2 separate regions of the Homo sapiens genome follow, and region 1 is linked to region 2. Evidence: read pairs that join two places in POLR2A ChIA-PET (ENCODE). Cell type or tissue: OCI-LY7. All regions are shown on one strand.

What was found. ChIA-PET counts read pairs that join two places held together with the same protein. Peaks named below come from ENCODE experiments on the same cell type or tissue, not always from the same donor. Only the 100,000 strongest peaks of a DNase experiment are listed, where the experiment ranks them.
Region 1: POLR2A ChIA-PET joins it to region 2 with 10 read pairs; 2 of 35 experiments call an interaction of 5 or more read pairs at or near these places.

Annotation. Positions count from the first base shown.
Region 1 is chr7:16,304,001-16,312,000 of GRCh38, reverse strand. CRPPA (CDP-L-ribitol pyrophosphorylase A) reads left to right here. Exons shown (of 10, transcript NM_001101426.4): 4 at 3,374-3,478. Among named protein-coding and RNA genes, the nearest start is that of CRPPA-AS1, 98 kb to the right of the region's middle. In OCI-LY7, no CTCF peak of the experiment used is centred here; no DNase peak of the experiment used is centred here.
Region 2 is chr7:16,205,343-16,213,342 of GRCh38, reverse strand. The region is part of intron 9 of CRPPA (CDP-L-ribitol pyrophosphorylase A); the gene reads left to right. CRPPA-AS1 (CRPPA antisense RNA 1) reads right to left here and starts at 2,857. Exons shown (of 5, transcript NR_038947.1): 1 at 2,740-2,857. It also overlaps the pseudogene RPL36AP29. In OCI-LY7, no CTCF peak of the experiment used is centred here; no DNase peak of the experiment used is centred here.

The DNA of each region.
Region 1 (8,000 bases), 99 kb before region 2:
TGCTGGCTTAAAGAATAGATAAATGGATCTATGGAATGAAATAAAGACCCCAGAAACAGAATCACATAAATGTAATCAATTGGTCTTTGGCAGAAAAGCAAAGGCAATATACAATATAGCAAAGATTTGCTGTCTTTTCAACCAAATGTTGTTGGAACAACTAGACAACCACATGCCAAAAATAAATCTAGGCACACACTTTCAACCTGTCACAACCATTAACTCAAAATGGATCAGACCTAAATGTAAAACTTAAAATGCAAATGCAAAGTGACAGTCACTTTAGAAGACAGTTTGGCAGCATCTTACAAAACATACTCTTACCATAAGACCCAAATGAGTTATGTCCACATTAAAACCCTGCACGTGAATGTTTATAGCAGCTTTAGTCATAATTGCCAAAACTGGAACCAACATAAATAGCTTAGATGAGGGGATAAACAAACTGTGGTACATCAAGATGATGAAATATTATTCACTCCTAAAAAGAAATTAGCTATAAAGTCACCAAAAGGGAAATTAAATGCATATTTTGGTGTGAGAGAATACAATGTAAAACAGCTAAATATTCTATGATTACAGCTATTTATTTCTGGAAAAGACAAATTATGGAGGCATTAAAAGGATGAGTGGTTGCAAGGGGTTGTGGGGGCCGGAGGTATGTATAGATAGTACACAGATAAATTTCACTGTCGTGTGAAACTACTCTGTACAATAACTACAGTGATGGACGTATATCATTGTACATTTGTGAAAACTCATAGAATGTATAATACAATGCATGGGTCGTAATTAAACTACGGGCTTTGAATGATAATGATGTGTCAATGTAGGTTTATTGATGCTAATACACATACCACTATGTTTACAAGGTTTCAATAGTAGGAGAGGTCGTGTATATGTGGGAGCTTGAGGGTATATGGAAATCTTTGCCTTTTGCTCCATTTTGCTATGAACCTAATATTTAAAGTCTTAAAAAGTGTAGGAAAGAAAACAATGCATGGATAATAAAATTCTTTTGATACTTTGAATGTGAGGAAAAGTTCATATTCTGCCCTCAAACTTGATAGCTCTCCTGGGAGTAGAATTCTATGTTTAAAATCATTACCCCAAGAATTGTGATTAATTTGCTTCTTTGTTCTAAGTTGTATTGTTTCTATGAAGTCCCAACTCATTTGGATTACATCTTGTTTGTAAGATAGTTTTCGTTAAGTGGGCTTGGCATACTTTCACCCCTTAGCTTCCATACTCTATAATTTCTCTTAATCTGGAAATTCAATGTTGTTCATCTTTGGAATATCTGAATTATTTGGTTGTTTTCGTCTATCTTTTTCTGTTTTTCCTGAAATTTCAATATTTTTATTTGGGTATTTGACTTTGTCGATGAGTCACACGACTCTTTCCTTTTCTGCCTTTTTAAATATTACCCCGTCACCTGATTTAAAATTCTTTATCTTCCTAGATCTATTAATAGTTTTTAAAAAATTGCAGTTTCGATTTTCTCGAGTGCTTTATTTTTGCCATTTTGATCTTTCACATTACAATCTTTCCTTGGGTGACAGTTAAATATGGGTTTTCTGCTCATGTTTAGCTGGGGACTGGTTAGACTTGGTGAGTTTTCTACTTGGGGCGTGTTGACTGTGTGTTTCTCTATAGCATAACTGGGCTGGACCTTGCTTTTTGGGGGATCTCTGATAAGTGTCCTTAGGGCTTTTGCCTTGGCAGAAGGCTGTTAGACACTGTTTTCGGGGGGCCAAGTCTAGGGAGGCAGATGGTTTTCAGTGTCTGTCTGTTTGCGTGTGTGTTTCTCATGTGATCAATGATATCATTATAACTATAACCCCCCCATGGTGAATCACAAGTGTCAAAACATTTTGTGCAATACCCTCTCTCGTTCATTAACTTTCTTGTCTAAAATCATCTTGCTACTTGCTTTGTATTTGTTCCACCTGTTCTTGGTTCTTTTTCTCACTTTTCTGTTGGCCTTTGGATTAATATACTATGTTTTATGATTTCATTTTATCACCACTATTGATTTTTTAAACTTAATTTTATTTAGCGATTGACTTGAATTTAGAATATACATCTAATGAGAATCTCCTTCAAATAATATTAGTTATGGGCACCCAATAGGAGATCACAAGAGAGGAGACTGCACATGTTTATGAACTCCTTTTGTGACTGTGGGTCCCAGAGGTTTTATATTCTTTCAGTAGCTTCCATGTAAGGATAATAAAATAGCTTTGGCAAGGGGTGCTTGATGCCATATTCATATTTGTTGCCTTGTGCAATCCTTACATGGATATGCTTTCTAAAATAAGTCTCAGCTGGGCATGGTGGCTCCAGTCTGGGAGACAGAGCAAGAACTCTGTCTCAAAAAAAAAAGAAGAAAAAAAATTAGTCTACCAAATGTCTCAAACCTCCGTAACTTTGCAAAGCACCTTTTGATTTAAACATAATCCTCCTTGTTCAATTTTATTCTGCTGTTGGAGATCAAGCCATTTCCTCTGATAGGCCTTCCTGATGCCGTCACATAGAATTAAGTGTTTTATCCACTGAGCTACCTCTAGACATTCTTCTAGTGCTGCATCTATCAGGTTCTGTTACAAACTGCTTGTTAGATGCCAGCCTCCCCTTCTAGACCTGAGTTCCTTGAGGGCATAATACATGTGTCATTTACCTTTATATATCTGGTACTTAAAATAGAACTTGGAGACAGGATAGGTACCCTGAGTACTGTTCAGCTGAATTGTATTATTACTTGGTTATTTTAGTGGCTCTGCTTAAAATGCCAAAAAATGTTTTATTTTTACTGAATTTATGAGATATGTTTACAGTTTTTCGCACAATGAAAGACTAAATTTTCCATGTTTATAAACAAAATGTAAATAATTAAAAGATATATTGATATTTTAATTACTAAAACAAGAGAACTATGACCTGCAAATGTCCTGATATAAATACAAGATATGAGATTTAGATTTTGTAGATATATATTTATCAACAGTTAAGATATGATAATCCTCAGCCATACCTTCAGGCATTTTATAAACATGTTTGGAAAGGTAACTTATAAGCAAAGGAAACAAAGTATTACATTTTTTTACGCCTAGAACTACTGAGGAATCTCAAAACTCATATGATTGCACTATTCCTATTCACTATTTGTTTTGCTTCACGTGATGGTTGCAGTATTCCTATTCCCTGTTTTGCTTTTAGCTAATGGGGATGTTATAACTCAGTCAGTAGCTGATTAAATAGTTTGAGCCCCCTAGGCCCTTCCTTTGTTTGCAATGGATTATGAAATAAAAGGCTTGGTTTTACTTAAAATCGCATTTTAGCTTAATTGTTGTTGTTGTTGTTTCCACACCAGTGTAGTGACTATGACTTGGAATTTGGAACTGAGTGTTTGCAATTGGCCCTAAAATACTGTTGCACTAAAGCCAAACTTGTAGAAGGATCACCTGACCTCTGGAAGGTAAGAGGGATGATACCTTGCTTGGGTTCTTTTCTGTGCTTTCATGTGTTTGCGTGTGTGTACATTTAAAACCAGTAGTGCATTGAGTAGGAGTTAAGGGAGTCTCACGGGTTTACTGAACCATCAATGTGTAGTATCCCTTCTATTGCTTGGCTTCAAGAAAATTCACTTTGAGATAATTTACTCAGACACATCTCATTTTAACCTGTGAGATTGGTTTATTCACTTTTTTCTTTTTCTTCCTCTCTGTAGATAGCTTTATTAGTCTGTTCTCACACTAATATAAAGAAATACCTGAGACTTGGTAATTTATAAAGGAATGAGGTTTAATTGGCTCATGGTTCTGCAGGCTGCATAGGAAGCATAGTGGCTTCTGCTTCTGGAGAGGCCTCAGGAGGCTTCCAATTATGGCAGAAAGCAAAGGAGGAGTGAGACACTTCGAGACCTCACTCACTTGGAGAACAGCTCCAAGGCGGAAATCTGCCCCCACGATCCAGTCACCTCCCACCAGGTCTCACCTCCATGGTTAGAGCTTACAATTCCCCATGAGATTTGGGCAGGGACACAGATCCAAACCATATCAATAGCCTTTTTTTTTTTTTTTTTTCTTCACTCAGTTTGATTAAAGCTACAACTTTGCCTGCAGTATCAACATTTCCTTTCAGGCCCTGGGTGGTTGCTCCAACTTAACTGGGTTAAAAGGATATCTGCAACAGTTCCAACCCAGTGGGGGTGGTAGCTGGATCCACTTTCTGTCCCACTGTGAGGAATTAGACTGTTTCCTGTGGCAGGGCCCAGTTCTTTTAATGGCTAACTTGCTTCTTTTTTTTTTTTTTTTTTTTTTTTTTTGACAGAGTTTCACTCTTCTGGCCCAGGCTGGAGGGCAATGGTGCAGTCTCATTGTAACCTCCACCTCCAAATTTCAAGCAATTCTCCTGTCCCAGCCTCCCAAGTAGCTGGGATCACAGGTGCCTACCACCACCCGGCTAATTTTTGTATTTTTAGTAGAGACGGGGTTTCACCATGTTGGCCAGCCTAGTCTTGAACTCCTGACCTCAGGCTATCTGCCTGCCTCAGCCTCCCAAAGTGCTGGGATTACAGGTGTGAGCCACCACACCTGGCCTAACCTCTTTTGGAGGGAATAGAATACTTATTGCAAACAAGATAATGGCACTATCATACTGCAGCTTCTTATCAAGGCCAGGGATGGTTTAGAGTGTGATTCTTTGTTTCATTAGTTGAATTGAACAGGACATTTGGAAATAGGAGTCTGGAAATCAGAAATAAGTACATTTGGAAATAAGATTATTTCATAATCTTGAAATACATATTGCTGCTTTTGAAATATTGCTTGCAGTCTTTGGAAATCTTTATGAAACATCCATCAAAATCTGATTAGTAAAGATTCATTCTAATTGAGTCTATAAGCATATTTCCTTACTGATTTTTAAAACAGAAAGCCCTGTAAGTTGATCAGTTATTTTGCACAGTAACATGATCAGCCTCACTGCATGCTAAGATTGTCTCAGGATAATCTTAAATACTTAAAATGTTGAATTCTAAGACTCCAAAATATTGACATGTTTGAAGTATTGCCTGGTAGAGAAAATTTATGCGGTAAAGAAATTTTATGCAATATTACTCTTCATTTAAGGACAACCTAAAATGTCTGCCTCTGCTGGGTTAACTATCATCAACCCAGCAGGCAAACATTTTATTCATCCTTTTCTATATATGGCTCAGTGATATTTATGAGGATTTTTGGCAATTACCAGTTAGATGTTTCATTAAAGGTCCTGACCCACATTTCTTTAGAACTCCTTTGGCTGTCTGGCAGACCTAATTTGAAGACCAAGAAAAAAGGCGGAAACTCTAAGGCGTTTTATTGCTACTGACATGTCAATAATCCCTGGTCTCACTTTTGACATCTTTGGAGCTGTGATTATTTACCTCTTTTGCATGTTCTGAGCCCTCATCAAGTTTGTAAAGCACTCTTGAGATCTGTGGATGAAAAGGAAGCAGCACATTACTCTCTGAATGTTACATTCCATCTTCAGTGTTTCCTTTTTGGTGAGGTGTTTATATTTCTCTGTTCTCTCCAGCAAGAGTGTTAGTCCTCAGGTACATCTTGATGCTCTGCTCCCCTTTTATGTGCAACAAATATCAGTGCACGCTAACCTGATTGGCCTTTCCACACAGTGCTTCTCTTGGTTCCACTGGTGAGTCCCTTTTTAGGGACATTGTTGTGGGTTCAACTGTCCTCTAAAAAAGTATGTTCAAGTCCTAATCCGTGGCACCTGTGAATGTGACCTTATTTGGAAATAGTGTCTTTGCAGATGTAATCAAGTGAAGACGAGGTCCTGCTGGAATAGGGTAGGCCCTAAAGCTAATATGACTAATATCTGTACAAGAATAGAAGAGACACAGATACAGGGAGAAGGCCATGTGATGATGGAGGTGGATATTGGAGTGACACATCTGCAAGCCAAGGAATGGCAGGGGTTGCCAGCCATCACCAGAAGCTAGGAAGAGGCTGGAAAGAATTCTTCCCAAAAGCTTTCAGAGGGTCCTACTTGTATCTTGATTTCGGATGTCTAGTCTCCAGACTGTGAGAGAATATAAATTTTTTTGTTTGTTTGTTTTTGACGGAGTCTTGCTCTGTCATCAGGTTGGAGTGCAGTGGCACAATCTTGGCTCACTGCAACCTCCGACTCCCTGGTTCAAGCAATTCTCCCGCCTCAGTCTCCCGAGTAGCTGGGACTACAGGTGCTTGCCACCACAGGCGCTTGCCACCACACTCAGCTAATTTTTGTATTTTTAGTAGAGACGGGGTTTCACCATGTTGGCCAGGATGGTCTTGATCTCCTGACTTTGTGATCTGCCCGTCTTGGCCTCCCAAAGTGCTGGGATTACAGGCGTGACCCACCACCACCACGCCCAGCCAAATTTCTGTTGTTTGAAGTCTGCCAGTTTGTAGTAATTCACTGTAGCAGTCCTGGGAAACACATGCTGAAAGGGCGATCCCCCCACTAGAAATCAGCATCATAGCATCACTTTCCACATGGAATGGAAGTAGAGAGCTCTACTCTTATGAATGAGATTTGAATAATGCCATGCTTCAAAGGGAGCTTGGACCCTAAAAGTCCTGTCGTGCTCTGGATTGGGGAAAATGTCTTACAGATAGACGTTATAAGCGTTTTTTGTTTGTTTGTTTTTTGGTATCACATTTTTTTCCCTGTTAACTGAGGTGATGCTAGAATGCAAATATTGCTGTTGTTTTCAGGGTCCCTATTTTCTCTTTCTGCCTCTTGTCTCATCTTTGACTTCTTTTTTTGGTATTTTCATAGCTAATTATTTAACCCCTTTTGATAACATTGTAAGATTTGTCATTAGGCTTTTACTTTAATTTTGTGATCTTATTTTGTATGATGAGAGTATTTGTTTTACACAACAATGGAGTTTATGCTTTGAAATTAGTGTCCTAATTCTACACTAACTCCAAAGATGCTGCCTTTTAAAAAAAAATGTATCTGAAAAGTTCTAGTACAATTATGCTAAACTGGTACTGGACTCAGATGGCATGGCCATGTACTTGAAACATGATTCAAAAATCTGACAGTAAAAGACATATTTGGACATAATTGAGGCATTTTATTACCATGTAACAGTGTAAGGCGAAGGAAGATCCTGAAACATGGAACAATACACCTTCCCTTTCCCCTGAAAAGTCAGGGAGTTCACTTCACATTGGTTTAAAGACTGACTTGAAATTTCTGAGGACTGCACGTAGTACTAGAATTTCAGTAGTAGAATTTCAGTTGCCACCAGAAATCCTAGGAGGATTATTTTGTATTTTATTTTCTTTAATTAATTAATTTTTTTGAGATGGAGTCTTGCTCTGTCACCCAGGCTGGAGTGCAGTGGCAAGATCTCAGCTCACTGCAACCTCTGCCTCCTGGGTTCAAGTGATTCTCCTGCCTTAGCCTCCCAAATAGCTAGGACTATAGGTGCCTGCCACCATGCACGGCTGATTTTTGTATTTTTAGTAGAGACGGGGTGTCACTATGTTGGCCAGGCTGGTCTGTATTTTGTATTTTATAAATACGTTTTGGTAAAAGTAAAAGGTAAACATTCTGGCTTGATGTCACCTTCCTGTGCTAGCTCTTCTGGGGTCTGGAGATAATATCAGTTTTTTTTTTCTTTCAACACACCATGCAGGGTAGAAAATGGCCACGGTACCCCACTACCCCCACCAGGGCGATAAGCACTGAGGAGTACAGAACTGGTTCTGGGAGTAGGGATCAGCTGTCATGCTTTCCTGGAGTAGTCTTGCTTTGACAGGCCCAAGTAAACCCTCTTATTTTGATGAGATTTCATCTAGTCTGCATAACAACTTGAGTCCCTTTAATTTAGAGTTGTACCATATTTGTGACCCCATTTACTTTTAATTAACTTGGTCTCTTACTACACTGTACAGGCTTAATTGAACAGACATCTTGTTTCTAAATGTCAAAACCATCTT
Region 2 (8,000 bases):
TCCCTTTAAAGTATAATCTTAAATAATTCTATGTGTAAAATATTATTCACTTTTCATTATTAAGCAAACTTTGCTGTGCAAGTCATCATTAAGATCCATGATACAAAATTATATTTGAGGAACCTGTACTAATCACCTAAAAATCTGTATTTGATGATCTAGCAGTGAACTTACAGAGACAGAATGTTTCTGGCATGAATAGTTCAAGCCAATAGCTTAGAGTGTGTAGTCTTAATTTTGTTGAAATGTGAAAATACCTCTATAATGACTTTTTAATGCAAATATTTGCAACTATATATTTTTCAATTTTGCATGTGAACTTCTGTGACAGTAAAAATTTTAAAGCCTGTAAAATATCTAAAGTGCTGTAAGCAGTTTTATCTTTAACCTGTGCATTTTATATGCTTAGGGATTTAGCAATAGAAGCACATAGGTTCAAAGTTTAAAAGTTTCCCATAAACTATTATAACTGATTGTTTCTTTCACTGAGCTAGTGTCTGTTGCCCTCCACACTGGAAAAACTAGTTATATCACCTCGGACAAGCAGTGTAAGTTTTATAGGCCCCAGGTTCTTCATTTGTAAAATGCAGATGTCAGAACTTCCACATTAAAGCCTATGTTGGATGAGAAAGCGGAGACAGAGGATGGTGGTGCTGGCTGTGTCCAGAGATGCGTTATACATACATATCTCACTCTGACACACAGACATTCTGGAACTGAGCCTGGTTTTTCTTTCCTTTCCATATGTGACCACAAACTTCACCTGAACTATTATTTCCTTTCTTTTCCTGGAGAAATTATTCATTACGGTGTGTATATTTTAGTAGAGTTCAGAGAGGGAACTGTTCTTTTGTCAGACGTCTTGATCAAAGTACAGTGGAAGACAGTGGGGGAGTTAGGATCCATCAGAAGAAGGCTGAGGAGCATATTAAATGTGGCAGCATGGTAAGGAGTGTGTATCGTTTTAGCCCATCATTTTCTCTTATTTCTTCCCCACTAAACTGTCATTTCACTTACTTATAATATAGTGGGAAATAGAACTTTTGAAAGCAATGTAGCTTAGTCAGTATTTTAATTGGATGGGGACATTGGAAAGGATGGCACTAATTGGCAGACCTGCAAAAACCAAGCCACGGAGAAGCCATGGGATAAAGCAGAGGCACTCTCTTACCCTCTCCCTTAGCCTGAATTCTACGTTTTCTTTTGTTCCTACGACTGCAGATCTAGGAGACATACAAATAAGAAAGTTACCAAAGCAGTTCTCTACATTTTTGTTTTTTTAAAAAAAAATTTGTAAAAGATTTGTGAGAATTATTATAAAAATCTCCAAAATAGGATATAGAACAATAAAATAAATATTTTTGGTAACAAAATTAAATTATATAAAGCTGTATGTATTGGTCTTGTATCACAAGTATAAACCATATTGCTCTACTCGATGACGTAAGTACAATTGTTCTTCTCTATTGTCTGGGCTTTGAAGGTTTTCTGTGCACTGTAAAGGACATCCAAGAAACATTCTTGATTGTGAAACTCCTTGTAATTACCTTAGGTCAACTGATAATGATATAGGAACAGTTTTCTATTACAGCTTTGGTCCTAAAGATCTGAATGTATAGGGTACCACTGACATCCATTTTTTCATCTCAAAGGTCCGCATTTACTCTGTGTCCACTAGATAGAGGAATCATCCTTTAAGTATGCATGATCCTTTGGAGAACAAATGGGTGTATGCTGTCGGTTAGCAGAACACTGTTTTTTTTTATGGTAATCATGGGTGAGGTTAGACTTAGAAGTTCAACTTTCTGCAATGAACAATTACTTGGAATTTAAATGGGAATTATTTACTAAACACACAAAACTTTCCATGGCACCGAATCATATGGCAGACGTACCAAACATGCAACACCAAATCTGTTTACAGAAACCCATAATACCCTCTTCAAAGTAATCAGGCTTTTTTGATGTGGGAATGTTTATGAGACCAGATATTTTTCACTTTCAATATTGTTTTGACTTTTATTGTTTAGACTTAGTCATTCTTTGGGAAAATACAAAGGTCATAAAATATGTTTTCAAAAATTTGTAATTTTGAAAAAAATTGTTTTTATAGAGTTTGGTTAGCTTACTTGGCAGACTCATTAGAGAATGGCGGTAAGCTTGTTTTACTTAGATATATGTAAATGAAATGCAATATTAAACACACACCTTCTGCTACAGATTTTTTTGTCAATACAAAATGCACGTATTTTCAGGGTACATTTGGTAATTTGATCCATTCACATCATGTGTAAAAATAAAATTGGGGTAATCAGGATATTCATCACCTTGAATATTTATCTTTTCTTTGTGCTAGGAACATTTTAGTTATGCTCTTCTAGCTATTTTGAAATGTACAGTAGATTGTTAACTATTGTCACCCTACTGATGTATTGAACAGTAGGTTTTATTTCTATCTGACAGTATGTTTGCACCCAGATCTTTCCTTTTTTTTTTTTCTGGATAAAAGAAGCTACTTTCTGTATGTAAATGAAGAGAAGCATCCTCTAACTTAAGGAGGGTACTGCCATGGAAATTTTTAATGAGCGAATTTCTTTAAACAGTGCATTTGTTAGCTATTACTATATAACCCAACATTTATTATCTCGCAGTTTCTGTGGGTCCTCAAGCTCTGGGTCTCCATCAAGGATGCAACCATCTCAAAGCTCTCCTGGAAATTTTCCCAAGTAGCTCACTCACCTGGCTGTTGAAATAATTCATTTCCTCATGAGCTATTGCACTGAGGCCTCAGTTCATGATTTCATGAGCTCCTGGCTGGAGGCTTGCCTCTGTTCTTTGCACAGAGTGTCTGGAAACATCATAGAATGCAAGAGAGAACCAGAAGATGGAAGTCACAGTCTTCTGTGACATCAGCGACTGACATCCCATCCCCTTTGCTGTACTGGGTTCGCCAGAGGCAAATCACTATGCTCCACCCACACTCAGGGGAGGTGACTACACAAGGGTTATCATTGGGAACCATATCAAATGCTGCCTACCACACTAACACTGGAGTGCAGATATTGTAGGCTAAGTATTTCTTGCTACTCACCCCCATTAAGATTAAGGGATTTATAGGGTGAATAGGGCTAGACATGTTTAAATATAAAAAAGCATACAAATTATATACATGTATCTATCCATACACACATGTATATATGTATATGCTTTTTTATTGCATGTAGAGTGATAATATCTGGAAGAGGGCATAGGGTGTTAGAAAGGCAAAACTTATTTTTACATTATCTGTAAAATTGTTTTTAAAGAGCTTGATTTGGATCAGATCCATATCAAACCCATTGGTGCAATTATATCATTTTCTAATTTTTATTAAAGAGAGGGAAATTGCATGTAAGTGAAAAAAATGTGGATGTAATATTGAAATGGGCATCTTCAGCCATAGCTTTAAGTTCTTGTTCTTCAGTAACCTTGTGGCCATTCTCAAGTTACTAAAATTTGTCTTTCTGTATTTGATTATAAAATGGCCATATGCTTTTAGATACCAAACTTAAATTTTTAAAAAATCTAATGAAATGAATATTTTGTTTAGTAGCGTGTTCTTATATACATTCCTAAAAGATCTCATTCTGTAGTGGTTGTATTTCAGATGGTACAACCTAAAATTTTGTGTTTTAGATTTGCTTTCTTTTTTTGTGTGAATCTTTCTTTTTTTGTGTGAATGTAAACTCAAGATTTTATTTTATTCATAATAAAACAAAAGATGACACTTAGGGCTGGGCGCCATGGCTCACGCCTGCAATCCCAACACTTTGGGAAGCTGAGGCTTGCAGATCACCTGAGGTCAGGAGTTCGAGACCAATCTGGCCAACATTGTGAAACCCCGTCTCTACTAAACGTACAAAAATTAGCCGATTGTGGTGGGGAGCACCTGTAATCCCAGCTACTGGGGAGGCTGAAGCAAGACAATCACTTGAATCCCTGGGAAGTAGAGGCTGCAGTGAGCCGAGATTGCCACTGCCCTCCAGCCTGGGCAACAGAGCGAGACTCGTCTCAAAAAAAAAAAAAAAAAGACACTTAGAACCGTATTACTTGGCCGTGTCTCTTCTTACCACCTTCCAGTTCAAAATGCTTGCATCTTTTGATAGCTAGCATTCTCTTAGATCTGCGGTTGGTCTGGGCTTAATGCACTAAGCCTTAGCACAATCTTCTTTGTAGTTTTAGCTTTTTCTGGATAATTGGCTTAGTCTGCCCACCAGAGCCACCCTGCTATCTGTCATAACACCACTTCCCCTGGGCATACAGAAAATCCTTGCCCTTCTTGCCCTGTGTCACTTCATGGGGTTGGTGCTTGCCACACTTCTCACAGAAAATTTGGTGGATTTTAGGAATGTTCACCACGTTTGTGGGAATGCTATTGGCATGGAAAGACTCAAATCTTTCTATTCATTCTAAGTCCAAACATCCAGCTTATTTTCTAAGTGCCCAATGTCATTATATACAACATAATGTGCCAGCCACTAAGGGGTAGTATGAACTTCCAACAAGGTTTCAGTCCTCAAGGAATTCATATACCTGGAGATGATATCCTTCAAAATTACCCAGGCATACATATGAAGAATGGGTGATATACACTTATTCTCTACCTTGTTCTACCAAATTTTTAAGATGAATTAGCCAAAGATAGCCTTCTTTGATAAGGGTGGGACACACAATAGTATAGGAGGAGTTGAGAAGAGGACGGCTAATGTTCACCCCGCCTGCCATGCTCTCTCACCTGGTGCAGGGCAGCTTCTGTGTGTCATAAAGGGAGGTTCCATAGAGACACCATAATTTAGAAGATCTTTATGAAGTGAGAAAATTAAATGCTTTATCTTGAAATTATGAAATTACAGACTGCAATTTTTTTTACCTAATGTATTGTTTTTCCAACTCATGTATTTGAAAGGAGATTCAGTATAGAACACTGCAAAATCAATGAAAGTAGTGTTAAGTATGTAAATAGAGGAGATTGGAGCTTTACTTAAGACATATTAAACTGGCAAAAATAGAGGTATAAGTTATTTTTAAAAAATTATCCCTTATCCCTTGTTTTTGTGAGACTTCCTCACCATCCCAACTCATGTCATAACAAAAGGAATTATTTTTGACACTTTATGAGTTTTATGTTTTAATTAAAGCATCATATTAATGGGGGTGCATAGGTAGGCTATATTATTTTGATTCAGGTTAGTGAAGTCAGTGTTACAAAATAATTGCTAGAAAATAGTGTTGTTGCAATTGAGAAAGTTGAGATGCATACAGTAAAAGCATGTAATACAAAAGGTGCTGTGTCTCAGAGGTTGTAGAAAGGTATTTCCAGGGGATAGTTGTATATTAAGTCAAGAGGAATAGAAACAAAAAGAAGGCAATTTGACAAGTGGAATCCTACTGGTAGTCTTCAGGAAAACATGTTGTGGACTTACGGAAAACACTGATATACTTCATTGATATTGATCTGATTTCCTATAACTATTTACTCAGTAAAACTCCTGCTCTATTACTTATATCAATGAAAAATTTAAAATGGGATTTGATTTTAGTCTTTGTCCAGTTTCTGATATTTTGAGTAATGAAATAGTGAAGAAATAATGGCATGACAAATAGTCTAAAAGAACAAACTGAATAATTAGGCTTTGCAAAACTGAGTGTTTTCTAATGTACATGGCATTATTTTAGTGCATTGAAATAAAATGTGTGTATCCTGCTTGCAGCAGTTTTATGTAGACTTTCCTTGAATAATATGTGAGTGAGGGAGATATCTTTGTTTGTTTTCACTTTATGCAACACTAATTATCCAAACTGCATAAGCAGCTGTACAAGGAACTGTGAAATTGCAGTGTTTAACGGAATCCATTGGAGAGCATCACGTTCATGCTTGAGGACTTGAAAGCATGAAGGGTAGGAAATGAAACTAGGTAGGAGAAATGTGAAGTCAACCTAATTTTAAAGATTTGACATTCTAAGTCAGTGACAATAAGACTGAATGCTTTGAAACATTTGCAGCGTATTGCCTAATAGATGCTGTATATCATTTTAGAGCAAAGGTAAGTGATTTCCAAAATCAGGAGCTATCTGTCCAAGAACCATTTTCCAGGAATGAGAGTGGAAGAGTGGTAGAATTTGGTCATATGCAAAATCCCTTACTTTCTTTCCCACTCAGTAAAGAGAATAGTTTGCAAAATAAGGTCATGTGTTTATAGTCTCTGAGAATCCTATCAATGTTTCTGATTTTGATCACAATGGGATTATAAAAGGACTTTCTTCACGGAGAATCAGAAAGGTGTGTAATGTTTGGCATTTGGTTTTGTTTATAGAAAATAGCAAGATTTATTAGTTTTTCATCCATCTCATTACTCACCTTTGACAACTGGTAAGGAAGTATACTTTAATTAAGATTCAAACTTCCTCTTACTGAATGGAAAGTGACAATGTGCTAATGCTGTTTAGAAATGAGTTGGTTTAATAATAAACATATCTACAGTAATTCCTTTTAGACTCTGGATTTTAATGGACAGGAAAAACACAGATGTTTCACACAGACACTATTCATGATTGTTATGCTTTTATCATTGTTTATATGTATGTTTGTAATCACTGTATCATTCTAAAACACTTTGTAAGGAGGAATATAAAGAAATAGTGTTCAAAAAGAGTACCACAGAGAATTTGCCACTTTTTTCAGCTAAAATTTTACCTTGTAATCATTTAATTTTTACTATGTTCTTTTTTAAAAAAAGGTTCAGAATTTGTACTTATGGCTCAAAACTTTCTAAGTCACAATAAAAATAATTAGGCCACAGATCTTATGTACAGACAAATCTTTCAAAAGAGGGGTTCAGAAACACAAGAAACTAAAAGTTCACTATTGAACATACTGCTTTTTTTTGTTTACCACAAATACTTTTGTATTAGAAGTATTGAAGTTAGGACGCAAGTAAAGGAAGTTTAATTTTGTTCATAGGCTTGCAAGCTGAAATCAGCACAATATAAAATGTATTAAAATATGGACCACTAAACTATATATTACCTACTGGTATGTATTTACATCATTGGTCTGAGCCAACCTTATGCTCCATTCTTACTGTAAAGTAAGGTAACAAAAAAAATATTTTGACCCTCCACTGGGGATATGCTTCTGTGAAAATATACCAGTCACTAAATCTTAAGCCACATACAATTTTTTAATGTATGAAGGTATGCATTTGTGGTTTTAGAATACACCTATCTGCATTATACTATTTATTTCTAGTTGCCTTTCAGTGAAGAGTCAGGTCATTTCTTGCTTGTCTACTGGTTAGGTATCTTGGATTCTGACTTGATCTGTTTGGTTTTTAATTTTAAGTAGGAATAATATGTTTTATTAAATATTACTAAGATTTACATTTAATTGTGCCATATTCACCACCTTAATTCTCTTATCCCTTTATTAAATTTCTGGCTTCGTATTTAAGATGTTTTGATGATATTAAAGGATTTTGGCTCTTTAGGGAGGATCATCTTTTTTTTTTTCTTTTATAGTTTAAAAAAGTCCAGCATTAGCAGACATTTGCTTGTAATTTTCTCACTGTAGTAAGAGGAAATAAGCCAAAGCCCCTAGATAAGAAGTTGCTCAAATCTAGTTACTCACTTCCCAGTTCTAGCCCATGGAGAAAGGAATAAGCATGATCCTTGAGTCTGACTTTTTAGATGAAAATGGTTACATAAGGTTTCTAAAGCATGCTGATTATAGAGCAAACATTAAAACATTCAGTGGCAAATCTTTCTGAACTTTGGTAGCAATTTTAATAATGAAGGTATCGTATTTAGCCTAAAAATTACCAGTTTAAGCAACTGCATAAACACAACTGGTGTGGGGGGTGTAATTTTTAACAAGTGACCTGGCCAATATAATTTCAGAGTCTCATTCGTATTTTTTACAGTTGTACCTTCTATATCATAATTTCAGTTTTTCTAATGAATTG